2 separate regions of the Homo sapiens genome follow, and region 2 is linked to region 1. Evidence: chromatin contacts called from ENCODE Hi-C data. All regions are on one chromosome and are shown on one strand. Each heading gives the region's core, a stretch centred on a gene start or an enhancer-like site at or near the end of the contact. The rest is flanking DNA. Distances are from core to core; before and after follow the strand shown.

Region 1 (6,488 bases), core at 1-2,500:
CCCTCTTGTCTACCCGGAGCCTCCCTGATCCCGGGTCCCTTGTCCACCCCCCTTGCAGGTCCTTGGAGTCTCGAGGTTGAAACCACAGATCTGGACGTTCACGTGCACTCTCTTCCTGTACAGTATTTATTGTTCCTGGCACTTTATTTAAAGATATTTGACCCTCACTGAGTGTCTGTGTGTCTGTCCTGCATCCCTGGGTTGGTGTCTTGAGATGTGGAGGGAATGCGAGGAGCTGAGGTCAGGCCAAGCCGTTGAGAAGCCTTTTCCAGAGTCTGAGAACAGAGGTTAAGACCTCTCCCTAGGTCTGAAGGCGGAGACAGGCCGGCTTCCAAGAGACTAGTCCGAGGGCGGAGGGCGGAGGCAGGGACCCAGTCTGGGTCTGAGTGCTGGGGCAGAACTGAGGACAACGCTGCCTACCCTTAAGAGCGTCTGAGGGCGAAGGCCAAGTCCCTTCCTCCAGAGTCCTGAAACGCAGCCGGAGCCAGTGGGCGGCCTCTGTGTGGGCGGGGCGGAGCGAACCATTAGCCTCGTCCGCCGGGGGAACCCTGCAGGCCGCACTACTGTCTGCGTGGGAGTCGCGGGTGGGGGTGCCGCGTGCAGTTCCCGAGGCGGGCGCAGGGGTGCAGAATGAGGTGCCCTCGCCCACCGGGCGCTCACTCCACCTTCCAAACACAGCGCGTCTTTCCGGAAGCAGCCCCCGCCTTGAAATCCAACCTTTAGCCTCATCCCGCTGCCCGCCCAGCCCTCGTGTCCCGTGCGGCGCGAGGGCTAGTGCGCGCCACTGCCGGGAGCCGGGGTCGCGACTCGCGTTCCACGCCGCGCGCTACTCGCTCCAGGTGACATCATCCCCCTGCCGGGCTCCGCCTCCCGCCCCAGCCGCCTCACGCCGCGTGCCTATTGGTCGACGCGCCTTATGCCCCGCCTCTCGCTCTCCGCCCGCGCGACCCCTCCCGGCCGGTGTGGAGGCGGGGTCTAGTCGCCGGCCGGCGCCGACGCTCTCTCCCATTGGCCGCTCTTCGCCGTCTGTCAGTCTCCTGTTAAAGGGGCCACGACCGCCCGGGAGCCGTGGGGGGGGAGGGGGAGGGAGGAGGAATTTTTTTGGGGGGAAGGTGGGATTTGGGGGGCGCTGGTGGGCACCCCTGGATCTGGCGGCTGCGGCCTCGCGGGGGGAGGCTGATCGGTGACAGGGGCAGGGGGCTATTTTGGGGGTAGAAGGCAGTGAGAGCGTGAGGGGGAGGGGGGTCCCCAGCGCCCAAGCCGGAGCCAGAGACGCGGAGCCCGCGCGAGCGTCGGAGACAGGGCTCCAGGGCTCCGAAGCGACAGAGCCGGGCCCCGGCCGCTGCCAGGGGCCCCGCCCGGCCCCCCCACTCCACCCCACGTCCCTCCTGCAGCCCAGCTCCGCCCGCAGCCGCCGCGGACCAGGCAGGTAAGAGCCCGGCCCGGCCCTCCTGGCAGCGCCCACCCTGGGGACCCCTTGGCGAGCCTCCCCCGCCTCCCCGAGATCCCGGATTCCCTTCCTCATCCCAGGGGACCCCCGAGCCCAGATTTCACACCCCAACCCCGGGGACTCAGGCGTGCCCCTCCCGGCGCCCAGAGTCCCCGACCGAACCCTAGAATCCCGGGCGCACCGCCGCCTCGCGCCTCCTCCAGGGCCCAGGAGCTTGGATTTCCCGGTCCGGCCCCGGGACCCCTCCTAGAGCCTAGATCCCCCTTCCTGACCCTGTCCTGGGAGCTCCAGACACCCGCCGCGGCGGTGCCAGACTCCCCAGACGCGTCCGCATCGTCCCCGCTTCGCGCACTCCGTCTCCCGTCGCCAGCCTCGGGCTTGCACAGCCGGCTGCGTCCCACGGTCCAGGCAGGCTCGGCGGCCGCCCTGGACACAGGCCCGCTCTGGAGCTGTCCATGGTCAGCGCGCTCGGCAGCCTCGCCTCCCCCCACCTCCTGCCGCCGCCACCAGGGAGGGGGCGCAGGCGGCGCGGGGATCCCCCCGCCGCGCCTTTGACCCGGGAATACCCGGGCCCTCCCCGACCAGGGCGCCCCAGCCTCTGGGTTCTGCCGGCCAGGCTCGTGGCCCCGTCCTCGGCACCCCAGGTTCCTGGGACTCCAGCTGCTCCCTGAGGATCCAGGGCTTCTGAATTTTCCTATTCTGGTCGCCGTGGGGACCATGGCACCCGGGGATGCAGCTCCCACCCCGTTCGGGAAGCCTGTCCGTGTCTACACCTCTGCTGGCCCCAGGTGGTAGCCCTCACCCCGTCAGCACCTAGGAATCCTGTTCCCCAGCGTTTGCTCTGCTTAGAACCCCGCTGTGCCCTGCAGACACACAGACTTAGCCTCCTGGCACCCAGCATCTGCTCCCCGAGGGACTCAGGCGCCATGACTCCTTTCCTTTGGGGGACCCGGAATGTGATTCTCAATGCAGTTCTCTGACTTCTGTTCACACTCCCACTTGGGGACCTAAATGTCTTGGTCCCAGTCTCCTATCCCCTCAGGGACCCAGGAGTTCAGACCCCAGCTTCCGTACTGCCCACCAGCTTTTACTGAGGCTGTCTGCCTCAACCCTCTCTCCAAACAAGACCTCAGGCTCTCACCTTCCAATCCCCCATCATTTACCTCCACAAGGATTCAGGAGTCCAGGCTCCCAGCTCTGTCCACTGCCCTCCCCAGCAGGTATCTAGTTTCTCAGGTCTCACTTTTAGGAACCAGGTCTTCACAGCCTCATCACTCTGCCCCATCAACTTCACATCTCCTGTGGCCCTACCAAACCCCTGTCTCATCCTCATGTCACCCCAGGTGGCGGGCTTCAGGACTCTCTACTCTTTCCCCTAAGATGCAGCTTGTTGAGATGTTTCTAGCACTCCATTGCCCCCTGAGGCTCAGATGAGTTCCCCTTCTCCAAGTACACTCTCCCAGGCCAATGAGCCGAACACACATCACCTCCTCCAGATGTATTCTGTGGCCTGGGCTCATAAGGAGATCTAGAAGCTACCTGCTGCCATACAAATTTCTTTCTTTCTATTTATTTATTTATTTATTTTGAGACAAGGTCTCTGTTGCCCAGGCTGGAGTGCACTGGCACAATCACAGCTCACTGCAGCCTCCACCTCCTAGGCTCAGGTCATCTTCCCACCTTAGCCGCCTGAGTAGCTGGGACCACAAGCACTCACCACCAGGCCTGGCTAATTAAAAAAAAATTTTTTTGGCCAGGCGCGGTGGCTCATGCCGGTAATCCCAGCACTTTGGGAGGCTGAAGCGGGCGGATCACCTGAGGTCAGGATTTTGAGACCAGCCTGGCCAACATGGAGAAACCCTGTCTCTACTAAAAATACAAAATTAGCCAGGCGTGGTGGCACATGCCTGTAATCCCAGCTACTCAGGAGGCTGAGGCAGGAGAGTCGTTTGAACCCCGGAGGCGGAGGTTGCATTGAGCTGAGATCGTGCCACTGCACTCCAGCCTGAACGACAAGAGCGAAACTCTGTCTCAAAAAAAAATTTTATTTATTTATTTATTTATTTATTTTTTGTAGAGATGGGGGTTTCGCCATGTTGCCCAGACTGGTCTGAAACTCCTAGGCTCAAGGGATCCTTCTCTGTTGGCTCCCAAAAGTGCTGGGATTACAGGCATGGCCATCGCGCCTGGCCGGGCCACATTTCTTGTCGCACATGTGCTCTTGCATTGCTCCATGTTCTAGATTCCTTCTAAACACCAGAACACTCCCAGCTGATGTCTGTTCTGTGTTCCATTTTCATTCCAGGCATGGTCTGAGTTCTAGGCCAGATGCCAATTTTTTTTTTTTTTTTTTTGAGACGGAGTTTCACTCTTGTTGCTCAGGCTGGAGTGCAATGCTGCGATCTTGGCTCACCACAACCTCTGCCTCCCGCGTTCAAGCGATTCTCCTGCCTCAGCCTCCTGAGTAGCTGGGATTACAGGCGCCTACCACCATGCCCGGCTAATTTTTTGTATTTTTAGTAGAGATGGGGGTTTCTCCATGTTGGTCAGACTAGTCTCGAGTTCCCGACCTCAGGTGATCACCTGCCTCGGCCTCCCAAAGTGCTGGGATTATAGGCGTGAGCCACTGTGCACAGCCTTTGTTTTTTTCATATATTTAGATAAGACCCCTGAGCCAGATTCTGATCCCACCATATCCTCAGACATGTTCCAAAGTTCTAACAACAAGTCCTTCCTTCTTTGCTAAATGTTCATTTCAAGTGTGTTCCAGGTTTCAGCCACGTTGTTCTAGATTCCATTCTCTTCCCAGGAGCAATCTAACTTCTAAGATGTGTGTGTTCCAAGTATGTGCTCTAGGCTTCCTAATTCGTGCCATTGATTCTAGAATGCCCTTCCCTGTTTCCCTGTTTTAGGTTCTAAGGAAGTTCTATCTAATTGCACATTCTTTTTTGTTGTTGTTGTTGTTTAGTTGTTTTTTTTTTTTTTTTTTTTGGCGGGGGATGGAGTCTCACTCTGTCTCCCAGGCTGGAGTGCAGTGGCGCAATCTCAGCTCACTGCAAGCTCCGCCTTCTGGGTTCACACCATTTTCCTGCCTCAGCCTCCCAAGTAGCTGGGACAACAGGCGCCCACCACCACGCCCGGCTAATATTTTGTATTTTTGGTAGAGACGGGGTATCACCGTGTTAGCCAGGATGGTCTCTATCTGTTAACCTCGTGATCCACCTGCCTCTGCCTCCCAAAGTGTTGGGATTACAGGCAGGAGCCACCACGCCCGGCCTGTTGTTTAGTTTTTATTTTATTTTTGAGACGGAGTCTCACTCTGTCACCCAGGCTGGAGTGCAGTGGTATGATCTCAGCTCACTGCAACCTCTGCCTCCCGGGTTCAAACAATTCTCCTGCCTCAGCCTCCCAAATAGCTGGGACTACAGGCACATGCCACCACGCCTGGCTAATTTTTTTTGTATTTTTAATAGAGACAGGGTTTTGCCATGTTGGCCAGGCTGGTCTCGAACTCCTGACCTCAAGTGATCCCCCTCCTGCCTCCCAAAGTGCTGGGATTACAGGTGTGAGCCACCACGCCCGGCCTGTTATCGTTGTTTAGACATTGGATCTCATTATGTTACTGAGGCGATCCTCTCACCTTGGCCTTCCAAAGTGCTGGAATTACAAGCATGAGCCACTGTGCCTGGCCCTAATTTCACATTCTTTTTTTTTTGAGATCGAGTCTCACTCTGTTGCCCAGGCCAGAGTGCAGTGACGCAATCCCGGCTCACTGCAACCTCCGCCTCCCGTGTTCAAGCAAATTCTCCTGCCTCAGCCCCTCGAGGAGCTGGGATTACAGGTGTGTACCACCATGCCTGGCTAATTTTTGTGTTTTTAGTAGAGATGGGGTTTCACCATGTTGGCTAGGCTGGTCTCGAAATCCTGACCTCAAATGATCCCCCGGGCTCAGCCTCCCAAAATGCTGGGATTACAGGCGTGAACCACCGCACCTGGCCTCATGTTCTTAAATGTAAAAGATTCCCAGTGAAGTGTTCTACATAATGTTTTCCTTCCCCCGGTTCTAGGTTCTAGGCCCATTCATTTTCTGTCATTTTTTCCCCAGTGCAGCCTTAGTTTAGAACTTGTCCCCTGGTGGATCGTGGGTTTTCTCCTCCATCTGCCACTTTGGCATTCTAAGCTTGTTCTAGGCTCTCTCTTCTTCTGGAGCCTTCAGCCTAGAAATGTCCTTATTTCCAGAACAGCCCCCCTCCTTTGCCAGCCTCAGTCTTTATTCCAGGAAATGCTCAATTCTCAACATGCATCCTTTTGATCCCTCCCCCTCCCCGCCCTATAGACACTTGTAAGTTCCAAGCAAACTCTTAGACACATGATAAAACCAAGGATGTGACTCCTGCTATATTCTTTTTTAAAAATGTAATTAAATTTTTAAAAAATCTATTTATTTATTTATTTTGAGACCAGGTTATGAGACTGGTTAATTTTTGTATTTTTTTGTAGAGACAGGGTTTCACCATGTTTCCCAGGCTGGTCTCAAACCCCTGGGCTCGAGTGATCCTCCCACCTTGGCCTCCCATAGTGCTGGGATTACAGGCATGAGCCACCGCGCCTGGCCCCCTGCTATATTCTGTGTTATACCTTCATCCCTAGCAGGCTCTGAGTTCTAGATTTTATCTGCTGACTATGTTTGTTATGTGTTGCATTAGGTATATTAATGGGTGTCATTATGTATGTGGGGTTCTGGGGTGACCTGGACACTAAGTTATTGGGTTGCTCTTGGCTGGTTCTAGATTATAGGCTTCAGAACTTAGTTCTAGATTACTTAGGCCTATGAGCGGTTCTTACCCCAAGCCATTGAAAGCGTGGAAGCATACGTCTATTCCCCACCCTGTACTGTGTGTAGTAACCTTCTAGGTTCTATGTCCAGCCTTGCTGTGTTTTTTATTTCCTTCTCGGTCAATTTAAGGCTCTGGAACAGGCTCCCCAAAACATCTGTGTTGCATCGTCAGAGTGGGTTGCTGGTTTTAGATATCATGTT
Region 2 (5,897 bases), core at 37-2,536, 370 kb before region 1:
ACCAACGACCCCCATATAGGCATCCTCATTAAGCGACAGTTCCTGGAAATCCTTCACGGCATTCTCTACCCTTTCCATCATGGCTTTGTGATGCTTCGCATCCAGGTGGCCAGGCAGGTAATCTTTCTCCAGGGACTTTAGCGCCAGCACGACAGACGGGTCACATATAACACACCCCTCGGCAGGAAGCAAGCAACCGGCCAGCGCCGCACACAGGAGGGTAAAATGCGGCCCCATTGCAGCCGGCGCGCACAGTTCCCGAAGACCGTTAGGAAGGGTGCTCTCACCCCAAACCGAGAGCAGGAGAACGCTAAACGGAGAAAAGCCAAAATCCATCTTAAGAAATCCCACTGGGCCGCCTATCCATGGGGTCCGCAAACCTCGAAAAGAGGATCTTCAGGAAATCTCCAAATAAAGAGGACCTATGTCCTTCATCAAATGCCTCCGAAGTGTGAAACTGAGCCCCAATCCAGGGGACCCAAAATTTAGGGTTCTCACTGAATCCCCCAACTGAGAGATCAGAAAAACTATTAAACAGGAATCACTCATAAGTCCCCAAACTCAGAACCTGGAATCTCCCAACCCCATGCGCCCCTTCCCAAAATCCCAAACTGTGGAATTTTCCAAGTCCCCAGATTGACGTGAGCCTGAACTCCAACCCTTAAGAGCAACACCGAGGCACTCCCCCGCCAGCCCCCCAAAACCTGTTGAACCTCAAGCTGAAGATTCAATGCCCAAACCAATAAACATCTAACACAGACCCAACCACGATATTATCAAACTCGGAACTCCTTCAAAACCAAAACACATACCAGATTCCTAGAACTGAGGACCCCACTAACACTTAAGCGAGACTCCATGCGGTCCTCTAGACCTAGGGGGCCCTTGTTCACCCTTCCCCAAAACTAACGGGCTCCCAATTTGCAGGGCGCACCCTTCCGCTTAGAAAAAGGAGCCCCGATGCATCCTGAACAGTGATGCACCCTAAACAGCCGCTCCCCGACCTTGGTTCCCGATTTGTGGCCTCTAACACTAGGGTTCATTGAGGAGCCCGGTCCAGGTTCTGAGGGCTTTTAAAGAGGAAGCCGGGGTCATGACCACCTACGCTAATTTTCCCAGGGGTAAAATCAAGGATTGTGTTGGGGACGAGGGTAAGGTTGGTTGCGTGAAATCGAGAGCTTTTCGACGGGGTCTGAGTCACGGACGATCCCCTCTCCACAAGGAACTCCTGAAACCACCCCCTCCGAGCTTCTCACGTAGGGGCCCGAATTCCTTTATAGATATTCCTTGGGGTTTTCCTCGGCCCCACCCAGAAACTCAACTCTGTCTGATTGGACTGCAACAAAGGGAGGTCCCGCCCATCGCTCCATGACGTCACAGAGGCTGCAGCCTTTTTGGACTAGAATTTTCCCAGCATCTAGGGAAGAGGAAGCCTCCTGACTACTCTGGCTTCCAGAGTCAAGGACCGGACTCAGGCCTTCAGTTTCCTCCCCTCCCCTTGCCCCAGGACCCAGGCTTTGGGCTAGATCCGGCCCCCCAGGCCGCTGCCGCCCCCACCGCGGTCCTTGGAAACGGCTGTCGAGCCACGAAGTGGACATTTTAGCCCTAAGACTACAACTCCCAAAATGCCCTGGGGCCTCTTTCTCTGTAGCTGACTGACGCTGCCAACCTCATAGCTTTCCGGGAAATGTAGTTCAGTGATAATCCGCTCCCTCCTCCGCCTCTTCTGCCCACGCGGAGGTCCCAGTGGGAGGAGAGGACTGGGGGCCAATACTGACAGTCCAGGAGTGAGCAACTGGGGGCTCAGACGTTAGGGTCCTGGAAGGTCTCTCTCTCCTGTGTGATAGAAACAGGGAACCAGAAAAACAGGGACCACAACTCACACAAGTCCAGCAACAAGGGGCTGTCAGATCTAAGTAGGGACAGTACTCCCAATCACGAGTAATAAAAATCCTCAGGGCCCGGCGCGGTGGCTCACGCTTGTAATTCCAGCGCTTTGGGAGGCCGAGGCGGGCAGATTGTCTGAGGTCAGGAGTTCGAGGCCAGCCTGGCTAACATGGTGAAACCCCGTCTCTACTAAAAATACAAAAATTAGCTGGGCATGGTGGCGAACGTCTGTAGTCCCAGCTACTTGGGAGGCTGAGGCACCAGAATCCGAGAGGTGGGAGTTTGCAGTGGGCCGAGATCACACTACTGCACTCCAGCCTGGGCCACAGAGCAAGACTCGATCTCTGAAAAAAAATAAATTAATTAAAAAAAAATAAAAGTCTTCAGAAGTACCCCACCTTTTCCTCCACTCTCTTACACACACACACACACACACACACACACAAACCCACACACACATACACAGTGGCTCTGGCTCCAAAAAAGCTACAGAGACACGGGTTAGTGCTGTAGACTTTTAATTCATACCTCCTGCTCTCTCACCCGTGGCAGCTGAGTTGGGAACAGTACTGTAACAATTGTAACTGTAACTCCCTGATAAGCCTACAGGCATGGGGTCTGGATGAGTAGACAGGGGATGTGATCAGAGCTGACTATGTTTAAGGTTTCTTCTTTCACCCTCCAAAAAACAGCAAGGGGCTCCTGAGATCTCGACAACCCCGTCCACCTTGGCCAGACCTCGTGCTCCTGCCTGGATCTGAGGCTGGGTCCAGGGTCTGCCTACCTTTAGATCGTTTTATCTCAGACCTGCCCAAAGCCAGATGTAGTGGTTCTGGGAGTTCAGGGACAGACAGTGGTTAGCAATGAGCACGGTACCTGCCAGTTTGTCACAAGCACAGAGGGTGTGTTTATACCTGCACACTTCCAGAAAACAGATCCCAGACCCTCAGCAGCCCACCTGCAGACAAAGACCAACTTCCTTCATTGTGAGAGGCAACCTGAACTCACACCCAATATATGGAGCTCTTGGCAGTTTATGAGCTTTAAAAAAAAGTGTCCCTGGATCCCTGGAAAGTTCTGCTCCAGAAGCTGTACCATTTTGGCAGTGATCCCTCACCCCACGTTCACATTTTAGCCTGTCTGCTCAAAACAAACAAAAAAAAGTCTTTGAGGGGCTGTGGGGCTTGTTGGACAGAGTCCCGCTCTGCTCACCAACTACCCCAGCTTTTCCAGAGACTGTGAACAGAGCAAGACGCTGGCCAACTAGAGATGGTTTGTTTTCCATCTCAATTTTTCCAGCAATGGTGGAACATTCATTAGATGCTACAATTAGGTTGCACATTCATTAGATTCTTCACTTGGCCCGGTGTGCTGGCTCACATCTATAAACCCAGCATTCTGGGAGGCCAAGGTGGGAGGACTGCTTGAGCCCAGGAGTTGAAGAACAGCCTGGGCAATATCACAAGACCTCGTCTCTACAAAAATTAAAAAAAATTATCCGGGCCAGGCATGGTGGCTCACGCCGGTAATCCCAGCACTGTGGGAGGCCGAGGTGGGCAGATCACGAGGTCAGGAGATCGAGACCATCCTGGTTAACACGATGAAACCCCGTCTCTACTAAAAATACAAAAAAAATTAGCCGGGCGTGGTGGCGGGCGCCTGTAGTCCCAGCTACTCAGGAGGCTGAGGCAGAATGGCATGAACCCGGGAGGCAGAGCTTGCAGTGAGCTGAGATCGCGCCACTGCACTCTGGCCTGGGCTACAGAGCAAGACTCCGTCTCAATAAATAAATAAATAAATAAATAATTAAAAAAAAAATATCCGGGCTGGGCACAGTGGCTCATGCCAGTAATCCCAGCACTTTGGGAGGCCAAGACAGGTGGATGACAAGGTCAGGAGATCGAGACCATCCTGGCCAACATGGTGAAACCCTGTCTCTACTAAAAATACAAAAATTAGCCAGGCATAATGGCCTGTGCCTGTAGTCCCATCTACTCAGGAGGCTGAGACAGGAGAATCGCTTGAACACAGGAGGCGGAAGTTGCAGTGAGCCAAGATCACGCCACTGCACTCCAGCCTGGGCAACAGAGCGAGACCCTGTCTCCAAAAAAAAAAAAAAAAAACTAAAAAGATTCTTCACCTTAGTTATCTGGATTTCCAGAACCCCATCCTGTCCATAAGGGCCCTGCAGGGTTCTTCACAGGCATCAAACCTGGTCCTCTCTAGAACAAGTCTCCCTCTAGAATCACTCCAGAAACACAGAAGGGGACTTGGTGAATGCTTGCTCTGGAGCAATCATATGCTCCTTCAGTCTTTGGAGGACCCAGGGGAGAAGTAACCCCTCTTCTAGAGTAGACCAGAGGGAGAGTTCCCCATTCCTGGGGGCAGCCATCTGGAAGTACTGTAGATATGGGCTGGGAAGAGCAGGTGGGCACTGTGGCTTCTAGAACTGCCTGCCAGCCATCAGGAAAAGATGTTTTGCTAGTTCTAGAATATTCAGACAGTTCCAGAAACGTCCCCCTTCTCTCCAACTCTCCCAACTAGAATCACTCTGGATACGGGCACCCATTTGCTTCAGGAACACCACAAGCTTCTCCAGAAGATGCCAGGCCTCTGAAGCCACGTACTGCTGGCTCTAGAAAGATCAGGCTACTTCAGAAAGTCTCCCTGGCTCTCAAGGCTTAGCCAATGTCCAGAGTGGAGACAAGTCTGCATTAATGCCCACCCACTCGGGCAGGAAGGCCGCCTCCGGCTTAAAGATCTTCAGGAACTCAGAGTCTGGCAGGGTGAAGTTGGCCAGGTAGACAGTGTCTCCGCCAGCCAGGTAGGCAGCCCAGAAGCCGAAGGTGCCAATGGTCATAATGGTGTGGTTGCACTGTGTGAGCAGGGCAAAGTCTTTCCACGGTGTAGCCTCCTGTCCATCGCCAGCAAACGTCACATCGCCCTGGGAGGTGTCGATGTTTTCTTTACACCACTCCATGCCGTTGCTGGTGACCACGAAAACGGGGGCTTCGTGCCGTGCCCGGAACCAGTCCATGGCCTGCCGGAGGTAGGCGCTGTCGCCCACCACACCCTTCCAGCGCTGAGGCATAACCTGCAGATAGTCCCCACGGCGCACGTGGACGCCGACAAAGGTGCGCGGGCGGTCCCCTGTGCGGCCCAGGCGGAGCTGACCCAGCACACTCTGCGCCTCTTCCCGAAGGTGGTCGTGCAGGGTGAACTCTCTGCGGATCTGTTCCCGGAGATGGTGGAAGAAAGTCCAAGAGCAGGGGAAGCCAGAGAGCTTCAGGAAAGGATCTCTCAAGTCCGCGTACTCCTCCGACATCCAGTCGTGAAGCTGCAGCTCCCGCCACGGCGTGCGGCTGTCCACTTCTGGGGCCAGCACGGGCAGGGTGATGCGGAATACCGGGGCCAGGGCGGCATGCATGGCAGGCAGGATAAAGGCCCGGCGGCCGTTGAGCTGGGCCAGAGCCAGCAGCGTGGCATACTGTCCCATCTGATTACCAAACCGGCCATTGGGGTAGACAGTCCAGGTGCCGGAGAGGGAAGCAGGGTGCTGGGGACAGGAAGAGGAGGCGTTGGGGCCCATCGCAGTACCCGGCAGGCAGAAGATGGCCACTGGGGGTGTCACCAGGCGGCGGTCTGGACACAGGATCGACAGGCCTAGGCCATGTGGAAAGCTGTCTTGATGGATATGGAGGAAGAAGATTACAGAGAGGACACAGACTAGCAGGAAGGCCAGGCAGAGCTGACGATGGCTCCGGAGCCACATGGCTGCAGGGGAGGAAAGGCGAATTAGCAAATGCTCTGAGGCTGAGGAGGGGAGGCTGAGGAGGGATGTGGGGTAAGGGAGGCGCCTGGGGTGCAGCACTCCTTAGTCCCAGGGAAAGAGGAAGTTAAAGGTTTAGACTCCTGGGGCTGAGGTAGGGAGAGCCTGAGTCCTAGGTTTCAGGGATGAGAGCCTTGGAATTTCGGGGCATGGGGACTGGAAGACAAGTGGTTTTCAAGAT

The links. A loop is a pair of places that touch in the nucleus more often than their neighbours do. Pooled maps may share reads with other maps.
Region 2: a pooled map shows a loop between it and region 1 (2.6-fold over the local background). The contact joins the promoter of IZUMO1 here to the promoter of PPFIA3 in region 1. A Hi-C loop is called at or near these places in 1 of 168 maps with a recorded cell type or tissue (CD8-positive, alpha-beta T cell) and 4 of 50 pooled maps.

What each region holds. Positions count from the first base shown.
Region 1 is chr19:49,118,294-49,124,781 of GRCh38, forward strand. PPFIA3 (PPFI scaffold protein A3) reads left to right here and starts at 1,251. Exons shown (of 30, transcript NM_003660.4): 1 at 1,251-1,429. It overlaps LIN7B (lin-7 cell polarity scaffold B), which reads left to right. Exons shown (of 6, transcript NM_022165.3): 6 at 59-167. The coding sequence ends at 80. It overlaps C19orf73 (chromosome 19 open reading frame 73), which reads right to left and starts at 850. Exons shown (of 1, transcript NM_018111.3): 1 at 109-850. The coding sequence starts at 729. The coding sequence ends at 340. RefSeq lists enhancers at 161-672, 2,035-2,535 and a silencer at 862-1,081.
Region 2 is chr19:48,745,623-48,751,519 of GRCh38, forward strand. IZUMO1 (izumo sperm-oocyte fusion 1) reads right to left here and starts at 1,287. Exons shown (of 10, transcript NM_182575.3): 1 at 813-1,287; 2 at 3-310. The coding sequence starts at 237. FUT1 (fucosyltransferase 1 (H blood group)) reads right to left here. Exons shown (of 2, transcript NM_001384359.1): 2 at 2,389-5,661. The coding sequence starts at 5,659. The coding sequence ends at 4,562. RefSeq lists a cis regulatory region at 1-6 and enhancers at 782-1,567, 1,568-2,353, 5,376-5,897.